Regions from separate parts of the Homo sapiens genome. Here region 2 is linked to region 1. The links are chromatin contacts, found by Hi-C in ENCODE. All regions are on one chromosome and are shown on one strand. Each heading gives the region's core, a stretch centred on a gene start or an enhancer-like site at or near the end of the contact. The rest is flanking DNA. Distances are from core to core; before and after follow the strand shown. Region 1 holds the start of ADAM8 (ADAM metallopeptidase domain 8). Region 2 overlaps LOC105378575 (a long non-coding RNA gene).

Evidence for each region. A loop is a pair of places that touch in the nucleus more often than their neighbours do. Pooled maps may share reads with other maps.
Region 2: a map with no recorded cell type shows a loop between it and region 1 (7-fold over the local background). The contact joins the enhancer-like site here to the promoter of ADAM8 in region 1. A Hi-C loop is called at or near these places in 1 of 168 maps with a recorded cell type or tissue (B cell), 2 of 37 single-sample maps with no recorded cell type and 5 of 50 pooled maps.

Annotation. Positions count from the first base shown.
Region 1 is chr10:133,274,295-133,279,861 of GRCh38, forward strand. It overlaps ADAM8 (ADAM metallopeptidase domain 8), which reads right to left and starts at 2,574. Exons shown (of 23, transcript NM_001109.5): 1 at 2,478-2,574; 2 at 1,190-1,293. The coding sequence starts at 2,523. It overlaps TUBGCP2 (tubulin gamma complex component 2), which reads right to left. Exons shown (of 18, transcript NM_006659.4): 18 at 4,341-5,567. The coding sequence ends at 5,472. RefSeq lists enhancers at 67-716, 754-1,013, 2,017-2,664, 3,979-4,028, 4,519-4,598 and a silencer at 2,264-2,823.
Region 2 is chr10:133,517,431-133,522,997 of GRCh38, forward strand. LOC105378575 (a long non-coding RNA gene) reads right to left here. Exons shown (of 5, transcript XR_946512.3): 2 at 2,241-5,567. Among named protein-coding and RNA genes, the nearest start is that of CYP2E1, 7.1 kb to the right of the region's middle. RefSeq lists a silencer at 2,773-2,972. Within about 2 kb of position 2,886, at least 6 of the 41 ENCODE cell types and tissues checked have a DNase peak (open chromatin) inside an H3K27ac peak, as active enhancers do.

The DNA.
Region 1 (5,567 bases), core at 1,324-3,823:
CCTGGGGGCCAGAGAAGCTCAGCTGGGGGGGAAGGGGTGCCGGCCTCCAGCCCCAGGTCAAGGCTCCATCCTGGAGGGTCCACAGCCTCAGGCAGGGTAGAGGGTGGAGGGTGGAGGGTAGGGGGCAGGGGGTGGGGGGTGGAAGGTGGAGGGTGGAGAGTGGAGGGTGGAGGGTGGAGGCGGGGGGCGGAGGGCAGAGGGTGGGGGGCGGGGGGTGGAGGGTGGAGGGTAGGGAACGGGGCTGTGCTGAAGGCGACCGGCGGAGCCCAGCACTTGGGTAGACAGGAAGGACACGGTGCTCCTCGGTCCTCCCAGGCCTCAGTTTCCCCATCTGACCACGCATGGGTAACGACAATGCCCCTTCCCCGAGAAAGCATAGGGTGGGGGAGGCATAGCCTCAGCCAGGCAGCAAAGGAGGTGGGTGGCGGGGATAGCACGCACAGGCCCCTCCAGCGACAGCTGCCTGCCTCCAGGACCCATCCCTTCCAGCAGCTGCCGGACCTGGTGGTGCCTGCAGAGCCTCCTGCTGGACCACTGCATCTCCAGCCCCCATGTGCAGGCTGGGGCTCGGCCTGCAGAGCTCTGGGACAGCCTTAGCTGTGCCACCGGCTGGATGAGCCCAGGGCAGCGGGCAGGTCGGTAGTAGGTTCCCCGGATGCTGAGGTAAGGACAGGGCTGGGGCCGGAACTGCCCTCCCTGGAAACAGGTGCACACATGCATATGCCGTGCACATGTGTGCACACCCACCCACTCAGGCTTCAGGAATCACCCTCGGGCAGCCCCAGTCGGGGAGGGGGGCATTCTCAGTTTCTAGCCCTGGGAAACCCCCGCCAGGCCCCCCCCCCAACACAGGAAGGTGTGTCAACTCTGCGGTGAGCCAGCGTCACTTCTCAAAGAGGAATTTGGCTTATCAGCCTCGCCAAGTGAAACTGGGGAGGGGCCCGGGGCCAGCACAACCTGCCCCTGCTCCCTTCCAGGGGTCCATAGAGCTCCTGAAGGAACGAGGAGGCTGGGAGCCCTCAGGCAGTGCTGGAGGGAGGAACGGAGATGGGCCCCAGGGGGCTAGAGCTGTACAGGGCAGCCCCAGACACCCACTGGCCTCTCACCACTTTCTGTAAGCTAAAGCTCCTTTCACAAAAATAGGCTCAGGGGCCAGCCAGGGACCCTCCCCAGGCCAGCTTAGACTCACCAAGTGGGAGGGCAGAGCTCGGCGGACTCGGGGGCCTGGCAGACGCCACGGCAACACGACCTCATACTGCTCCATGAGGGCCCAGGGCCGGCTGGGGGCAATCGCTGCAGGAGGGAGGGTCAGCAGGCATGAGGGGCCGGGGGGCAGGTTTCCTTCCCAGAGGCCTCCTGGGCCCTCAGATTCTGTCTCTTGCTGGGCTTGACCCTCCCCTGGGGAACTCACCAGATAGCTCTGGGACAAAGACTCAAGTGAGGGTTCTGTGCCTAAAAGACCCCAGGAGCGCCCCCAGGCATGGCCGGTGGGCCTGTGTCCTGCAGCACCCACACACAGTGCTCAGAGACGCTGTGGGTGCCAGCGGGTGCCAGTGACTCCACAGGTCTCCAGGCTGTCTCAGATCTCTGGAGGGGCCCGAGGGCAAGGATGAACCTTCCCCCCAGGGAGGAGGACTCGGGCCGCCGACCTGCCCGTTTCCATTCTCCTCCTCCATTCTTCTGATCATCTGATCGCATCTAACTGGGGAGCAGGAAGTGCCTCCCGGAGGCTGTTCACCTCCCAAGAACTGGAAACTCCCTGGTATCCGAGAGCAGAGGGCAGGGTCCCAGCATGCAATGGGCAGGGTTTCGGAGACCACCAACCCCAGGACCCTTTGCTCCCATTAAAACACAATAGTGGACGTGTCTCCATGACCACATCTCCAACCTGGAGAGGCAGCAGGGGAGCAGCCAGCCCCTATCTGCCCAGGAAACTGGCGGGAAGCAACCCGGCCTCCAGCCTGAAGCTCCTCAGCACACCCCAGCCCAAGTCACTCCAGGAGCAGGGGTGGGATCCAGGGTCAGCAGCCCCATGTCCTCCCCCAGGCAGGAGACGGGTCCCCTCAGCCCACACCCCTGCACTCCAGGCCTCAGCTTGTCTGCCCTCCCTTCCCTCCTCGGCTAAATAGTGGGGGTGGGTAGCCCCACAGGTGAATCCCAGGAACCCAGGGCGCCTCGCGCAGCAGGTGAAGCGTCCTGCTTGGCCCGGCCCCGACCCCACTAACAAGCTCAGAGGCGGGACTTCCCTCTCACAGTTCACCTTTGAAGGTTCCCTCCGACCTCCCCGGCCTCCCCGGCCCGGGGCTCTCCACCCAGAGACCACTGTGCACCTGATGGCCCGCTCCCAGGGACCAGCCCGAAGCCGGGCCAGGGTGCGGGGTGCGAGCAGGCCAGGGGCTCGGGGTCCGCGTCGCGTCCTGCGGGGAGAGCCACCCTGCCCCGCGCTGCGCCCGGGACGGTTCCCTGGAACCACTCACCAGGCAGCATCATCGCGCCCAGCAGCCAGAGCCCGAGGCCGCGCATGGCCGGGTCGGGGAGCAGAGGCGGAGGTGACAGCCCCGCGGGACACGGTCTGGTTCCTGCGCTCCTGGCCCGAGGCTCTTTTCCGCGCGCCCCGCCCCGGCGCCCCGCAGCCAATGGGCCCCTCGGCCGGTGGGAGGGGCGGGGCGCGCGGCACCTGGGGGCGGGGTCCGTTTCCCCTCTCCCCACAATCCAGCATCCTCCCTTGCACAGGTGAGGAAACTCAGGCACAGCCTGTCCCAAGTCCGGCCAGAGCCCCGAGAGGGGGCCTCTCGAAGGACCCGGCGGCTGGAAGGAGGTGGCGCCAGGCAGGTCCTGGAGGGGAAGGGACTTGTGAGGGCCGCCTGGCGGTTTCAGGAGAGGGGGTCTCTGATTTCCTGGGGAACAGAAAGCCTCAGGCAGGGGCAAGTCATGGCTTTGTGGGCATAGGTTCAGCCCTGTGGGAAGCTCTGCCACCCTCCCCCCCAAGCCTGCGCCCCCTCCACCAGGCTGAGGCCTCACCGGAGTGGGATAGGCATGGGCCCGCAGGCGTCCAAGTGGGGAGGGGGAGCCCTAGGTGGGGGTCCCAGCCCAGGTGATGGCAGGTGCAGGGGCCGTCCCTAGCCTAAGATCCCCAGACAGCAGCTGACGCTGGCCGACGTGGACCAAAGCCTGCAGCAGCCCACCGTGGCCTGGCTCCGGCGTCTCCAGGCCTGCGGCCAAGCGTGCTTGCCCTTGGTGACCACATTCCCCGTGGTGGGCTCAGCCTCGAGGGTGCAGGTTTGGGCTGACACCACAGCTCCCCAGACGGTCCACCCAGGACCCCTCCCTGGGGCTTTCACAGCCAGGCCGCCCTCCTGGAGTGGGAACAGTGGTGGTGGCAGGAAAGGCAGCTCAGATGACCACACAGGGCGCTGCTGACAGATCACATGGGGGGGGGGGGCCTCAGGGCCTCCCTGGGGAGAGGCAGGGCAGGGCCAGCAAGGGGCTGGAGGGAGTCCTGCCTGGAGAGAGGGCACCAGGGCAGGGCGAGTCAGGGAACTGCACGGGCCTAGGGGCAGAGGACAGAGGTCAAGGGGCAGTGGCAAGAAGAGGCCGGGGCCTCGGACGTTATCCTGGGAGGACAGGGAACCCGGAGGATCTAAGCTGGCGTGAGTGATGCTGTCACATTTTGTCTCAAAGCCATTCTTACCCTAATGTGAATGGCATGAAAAGCAAGAAAGCAAGGGCTGGCACTGGGCCGCAGGTGACTTCTGCTGCCTGGGGGTGTGTCCGCTTGCCTGTGTGGCACAGGACGAGGTCCCCCAGGCTGCCGAGAGGCTCCCAGGTAGGGCTGGGGATACTGGCCTGTGCCTGAGCTCATGCAGGTGACCCTGTTATTATAGAACAATGGCCAGCTGGCAATCACACTTCCCTTCCTTGACCTCATGGTGCAAGTTACTCAACAGCAAAGTGCAAAGGCGGCACGCTGGCCACATCAGAGGCACAGCAAGGCCCCTGCCGACGCTGAGCTACCAGGGATTTATTCCTAAAAAGACAGGACCAGCTTGGGCCAGAACAGGCTCCTCCCGCGCTGAGGAAGTTCCACCCAATCCCACAGAACACAGCTCTCCTCTTCAGCAGGTGCCGGGGGGTCTGGGAGCCTGAACCCCACAGCCCTGGAGGCTTCCCTCCCCTCCTCCTATCACCACCTGCAAACCCCACTTCTCAAGGCCCAGGGCTTCCCAGACCCCAGGACACAAGATCAGGGGTTTCTGGGCCTCGGGGCCAGGCAGGAAAGCTAGCAGGCTCCTCTGCTCACCAGTCCGGCATTTGCACAACACTGAGACTGACAGCTTGGGTTGCTGATAAATGTGTTTACTCACAGGCCAGACCTGCACAGCCTGCAGACAAGGAGGAAGCGGTTTGTGGCTGGAGAGTTGGACACCCCCACCCCCACTCGGCGGTGCTCTCAGTGAGGCAGCCCCGGGTGAGAGCTGCCCACAACCCTTGTTCCCCGCAGGATCCTGTTCTAGCTATCCTTTCTCCCAACCTCGCCTCCAGGGCCCTTCCTCACTGCCCAAGGGGGCCGAGGTGCTGAGAGCTGAAGGTGACAACAATACACATGCAGGTCAGCAGGAAGGGGCAGCTTGGCCAGAATGTAACCAGAGCAGACCAACCTGGCCGGGCAGCCCTGAGGCTCCCAGGGCCCTGTCACACTGGGGATGGCGGTGCTGCCCACTGTAGCCCTGGAGGTGGGAAGACAGGGCAGATGATCGCCCGAGGGGGATTGGGTGTCAGTCTGCTGAGTAAGTTCTACGTAACAAGGCGGTACCGGATAGGGCGGGGTGGGGTTTCCAGCCAGCAGCAGAGCCTGCCCCTCGACCCACTCCCACGGAGGGGGAGGTGTGGGCTCCCAGGGTGCCTGAGGGCCCTGTCTGTGGCCTCCTGCCCTGGACCAGTTGGAGCAGCAGCAGGAGGAGGGTCGTGGAGGCGGGTGAGTCCTCAGGAGAAGGAACGGGGCTGCCTCTGGGGCCAAAGCAAACCCGACACCCGATGCCCGGTGGGTTTCCACAACTCCCTGACCGTTTCCAGAGGCTTGTCCCGGTTCCGACAGACCTCAGGAAGCCCGGCCCCAGCTCACCCGGAAAGATGTGGACACCAGGCCTGGATCTTACCCCACATGCATCTTTGCTTGCTCCTGGCTTAAACACCATGTATTTCCACTTTGAGGCCAAAAACACCCAAAAAGGTGATAGTGTAATTTCAAAAAGCAAACAGATTAGCAAATCCAGGGAGACATCCACCCTGCCTGGGCAGCTTCTATAAAACGAAACCCAGCGCCTTGAGAAACAAAGTGAGCTGAGTCAATCATTCCTGCTTTATATTTAAACTGCAAAGACAGAACACAGAGCATTCGATTTGAAAATTCTGGACCCATTTGCACCAGTCCCTGCTGACCCCACACCCTTCCTTCCTGTCACAGCCAGGGCTCACTGTGCGGTGACTGCGACCCTGGGTGCAGGAGCCGGGGGCCCCCGCAGGACAGGCACTTGGGGGGTGGCCTTCTGGCTCCTCTCTGCAGACAG
Region 2 (5,567 bases), core at 1,636-4,135, 240 kb after region 1:
AACCAAATGCAGCTGCCAGCCAGCCCTTCCTCTGGGTGCAAATCCGTCAATACATTAAAAAGACAAACTGTCAGGACCAAACTGTGTTTATTCCATACATTTATTCACCACTTTCACAAATTAAAGGGGAAAATCATCTGAACATTTCAAAAGAAGCATTTAATACAATTCAACATCTATTATTAACTTAAAAATTCTTAGTAGACTAGAAATAAAAGGTAATTTCCTTAAACTCAAAAAGTATACCTATCAAAACCTTACAATAAACATCATTCATAAAGGGGCAATGGCTACTGAGCGTCCTCTTAGAGAACTTCTGAGATGTTTCCCATTAAAATAAAAATCAAGGCAACAGTGTACTGAGGATCTGTTTGTGCAATAAGACAAGAAAAAGAAATTACAGGAATAAGGATTGAAAGATATAAAGCAAAACTCTCATTGGTCACAGACGACAGGATGGTCTACTGAGAAACCACAAAAGAATCTGCACAGAAATTATTGGAAATAAGAGAGTTTAGGAAGGGGGCTGCCTCTAGGATCAATAAGCAAAAATCATTTGTATTGCTATACACTAGCAATAAATAGTTGGAAAACATAATTTATCAAGAACTCTGCTTAGAAAACTCAACGTTAACTAAGAGTAAGGTTAACAAAAATGTGTACAATTTACATGCGGAAAATTATAAAATTTATTGAAAACATTTTAAAATGGCCTAAATAAATGGAAACAGATTCCACATCATGGATAGGAAAAATCAGTATTTTAAAGATATTTAATTCACAGAGTTTATGTGATTCTAATCAAAATCTCAAAAGACTTTTTGAGGAAATTTAACTAACTGAGTCTTAAAATTTGTATGCAAGGCACTCTTGAAATAAAAAACGGTGGTGGGACTCGAGGTATTGCTCCTCACAAGAGGGCATTAGCTGCAGGGGTGTGCCTGCAGACCCTGACCCAAACGATGGATGAATACAACGTACACTGACACAGAGATATTCTGCTTTGCCAGTCCAGCTCGGTGTCCGACAGCCTACACACCAAGAGAGGTTTGTCACTGTGGCTGGCTCTGAGCAGCTTGCACTTCAGGCATTTATTTAGTATACGCTTAACAACAGAAGCTCTGAGTCAACACACTTGTGGATAATTAACATGGTTAAGACGGTAGTTCTATGAATGATTAAAGCTCAGGTACCACGGTTTAAATACCATTAGGGGGCAATTTCCCTGGTCAACCTCCTCCGCACCAAGAGGGCCATCTGGCTCAAAGGTTAGTTAATGGAGGTAGGGTAAACAGACTTAACTGGGGAAGCCTCTATTGTCCCTAGTATTTACCCTATGACCTAATGCTCTAAGGTAAGAACCCGCTGCCTTCAGCCTGTTCAATTATTACAAGCTATGTAACCTTTCAGCCTTCCAAAAAGGTTTGTGACTATTCCCTATAACTTTCCCTAATATGTCCCTTTAATATTTCTGCCACCATCCTGAGTGAATCACCACAGGACTTGCACTATTTGATATCAATACTACTATAAAGCTATAATAATTAAAATGCTATGGCATTGGACCAGGGAGAGACAGGCCTCTGATGCATTCCCTGTGTAAGAACTTTGTCTTGTTTTGGAAGATGATTTGGGGATCAGAGACAGGATCCTGGGACAATTCATATCTATATGGGAAAACAAACTTCCTTAGTCCTTACTATGTACAAAAATAAATTCTACATAGATTTAGGGCATAAATGGGAACAGTAAAACCTTATAAATAAGCAGTTATCTTTATCATCTTTCTGGCTAGGAAAGGATTTTTCTTTTTGAGACATGGTCTCACTCCAACACCCAGGCTGGAAGAAGGGATTTTTTTAAGCTCAGAAAGTGCTAATCCAAAAATGCAAGACTGATAACTTGAGAACATCTGTTGATAAAAAGAATGCCATAAATAGTATAGAAAAGTAACCTAAAGAATGGAAAAAATTATTGCAACACATAGAACTGAGGACGGATCAGAATAAAGCATTCCTGCAAACAATGAGAGACCAAAACCCCAAGGGAAGAGGAGAGCAAAATACATAAAATACTTGAGTAGGCATTTCAGAGAAAAGTATGTATAATTTTGACAAGACAGAGATAGGGAGAGAAAGTTTCTCTACTTTATAATCAGGGAAATGCAAAATGGGACCACAGTTAAATATCATTTTATATTGACTAAATCGGAAAATATTAAGAAATTTATTAGTACATACTGTTGGGAATAACAGGAACACTTAGACACCACTGGACGCAGGTAAATGGTTCAAATACTTGGAAAACAATCTGGTTCCATGTATATTAGGTTGCCCAGGTATACACTTGGCCTAGAGATATTCTTACACAGTGCTCCAGGAATCATGTTCAAAAATGTTCCTAGTCTGCAGTAGCAAAACCTTGGGAATAATCGGACAGGACAGTGGTTAAACAAAGTGCCACATATTCGTATCTGTGGAGTCACAAAGTCGAGGAACTGCAGCAACACCTCACTACGTGGTAACGAAAAACGATGAGCAAAAAAATTCAAGCCTCCGGGAATATAAATGTTATGAAATCCCTTTAAAAATCCAATTACACAGTATAAAAAAGAAAATCACAGGGAACATTCAAAGCAAAATTCGGGACAGCGGCTACCTCTGGAGGGAGGCAGTTGGATGTGCGAGCTTCTGGTAGACGCAGCTTGAATGAGATGTTGTTTGGGGTTGGGAGTGGGCTGCCTGGGGTTCATACGTCACCACACTTGATAATTTACAGAAGCCTTTCACGCGTTTTTTCCTGTGTCTCAAACGGGGTACCAGGAGGCTCAGGGAAACAGCGCAGGCGCCTCCCCGGTGGCTTCTCTCTGGCGCCCTCTGGTGGGCGGGGCCCGGGTGAGCGGGGTCCCCTCGGGGCCTCAGGGAGCCGCAGCCCCAGCGGAACCAGGAGGGCGCCCTCCGCCCAGCCGCGCTGCCACTTCCGGGTTGTTTGCTCCCGGAGCCATAACCGCAGCTCAGCGTGCGGGCAGAGCCGGCTGACAGGAGACAGGACACAGCACAGAGCCCCGCGCCCTCTGAGGCGGGAGGCTTCGTTCCTGCACCAGCGTGGCTTGCCCTTTGGACGCGGCGAGGTTGTGTGTTCTCTGCTTTTGTTTTACTTGGAACAGATGTTTGGCTTTTGTCAAGGTCGTTATTTCCAGTGAAGTATGGCATCGAACATCAGATAGTTGCCCACACAAATGTCTGTTTTAAGGTTCTCAACCTTTTGACAATACAAAACAAGAGGAAGTTTCCAGGGGAAAGCCCTCAAATCAGCCATTCTGAGCATGTTTTCAGCCCCATCCGTACTCTCCTCCCTTCTTATCCAGAGCCTTTTGGGTGCCCAGAAGAGTAATATTCTTCTGCCTCGTAGCTCTGTGGTCCAAGGGTTTATGGCTACTGATTATCCTCCTAGAGCACTTCTGAGATGTTTTATGCTTTCTACTTGTGAGTGTGAAGGGAGGAGAGGCAAGTTTGCTGTCAGTCTGACAACATGTTTTTGCCACGTGATCTGCCACTGAAGAGAAGTTGGCTATGGAGGGAGGTCAAGTAGCCCAGGGAGGTGGGCATTCCAAGTGTACCTCCTCGTGCAGCCCACCCTCTCCACATAAAATTGGGTCCTGATTTTATGTGGAAGATGTTGTGTGTCTAGGAGCAGGAATCCATGGAAGACAAGATATGATATAGAAGAAACAGGCGAAGGGACTGGTACAGCATATATTTGAGGGCAAATAATCACTCGATAGGTGGCTGAAAATGTGAATGCCTTAGATAAAAATTAATTTATAAAACAGAAGTATATTTGAACAAATTTAAAACTAATATTCTAAAACTAAAATTCCTGAGATTTGGGGTAGAGTGTATATTGCAAGAGAAGTAGAGAAGAACAGTATGCTAAGGTCCCTTCTTGTTTAGATCAGAAGATATTGACAAATTATTCAAGTGAATAAAAAAACTATAGGTCTATATGTGTTTTCAGATTCAAGGGTAACCACCGGTAGAATAACAACAGGAGTCCAAATCATCAAGCAAAAAGAACAAACAAAAAATGATCAATCCGAACATAGGGAAAGGAAACACACATACACACATACATATACATACATACACACATGCACACACACACATGCACACACATACACACGCATACACACACACATACATTCACATCGTAACAGCCAAATTTAGTAATCGTGATAAATATGACCGTTTAATTCTATAAAAAGGAAAAACTTTCCGTTTATGTCAAAGCTATAGAATGTTTACAGGACACCTATCAAGAACAAAAATAACATAAAGATACTTTAAATATTATGATGAGCAGAGATAGACCAGGGAAATACTACGAAAAGCAAACACATGTAGCAACAGTTATCAGGGGAGTCAAAAAGATGTTTATATAACAGTAAAAGATACAATTAGAAGATTAATTGCCAATTTTAATACATATTAACATATCTGAGTAGATTTTTAAAATAAAAGATAATGTAATAAAACACGATTCTAGTCAGAGAAATCAAGGCACCTTACCTAGAAATGACAAGACCACATAGATCTTTTCTAAAGGCGACTTTTTTTTTTTTTTGAGACGGGAGTCTCGCTCTGTCACCCAGGCTGTACTGCAGTGGTGAGATCTTGGCTCACTGCAAGCTCTGCCTCCCGGGTTCACGCCATTCTCCTGCCTCAGCCTCCCGAGTAGCTGGGACTACAGGCGCCCGCCACTTTTTTGTACTTTTAGTAGAGAGGGGGTTTCACCGTGTTAGCCAGGATAGTCTCGATCTCCTGACCTCATGATCCGCCCGCCTTGGCATCCCAAAGTGCTGGGATTACAGGCGTGAGCCACCGTGCTCGGCCATAATGGTGACTTTTAAATTAAAAATAATTGATGGGGAAGGTCTTTTAGAAAACATTGTCTAAATTCCAAAGGCCATAAAGGAAAAGTCTGAAAAGTTTAACTGTATAAAAATCTAATTTTCTACATGGGAAATCAAACAAGAGACTGGGAGGAACTTCCAAACCATCAAACATGAAAACAACTACTATTTATTTGATAGACAAAGAGTCCTTAAAATCTGAGAGGAAATATGTAAAATCCCAATATGAAAAGGGAAGGAATTGTTTCATTAAAAAAGAAATTCAAATAAATAATCAGTAGATGAAAAGATGCTCTACTTCTTTATTGACCAGAGAAATGCAAATTAAAGTAATGACATATGAATTTTCAGTTATCGGTGACTGGCAGTATCTAGTGTTGGAGCAGATGTGTAGAAATTGGCTCTCCCATCCTACTGTGGGGGGTTTTAAGTGTTTCAACCTTTTGAGGAAGCAGTTTTATATACCTATTAACATTGTAAATCCACATATCCAGTGACCTAACCGTCCCACTCCCACAAAACTGACTTACAGAGATAGGTGCATGTCTGAACAAAGATACATCTACAGGGCACCATTGTGGCACCTTTTGTAACATAAATAGTTGGGGAAACCATTTGAATTGTTCATCAACTCAAAATAGACAAATTGTGAAAT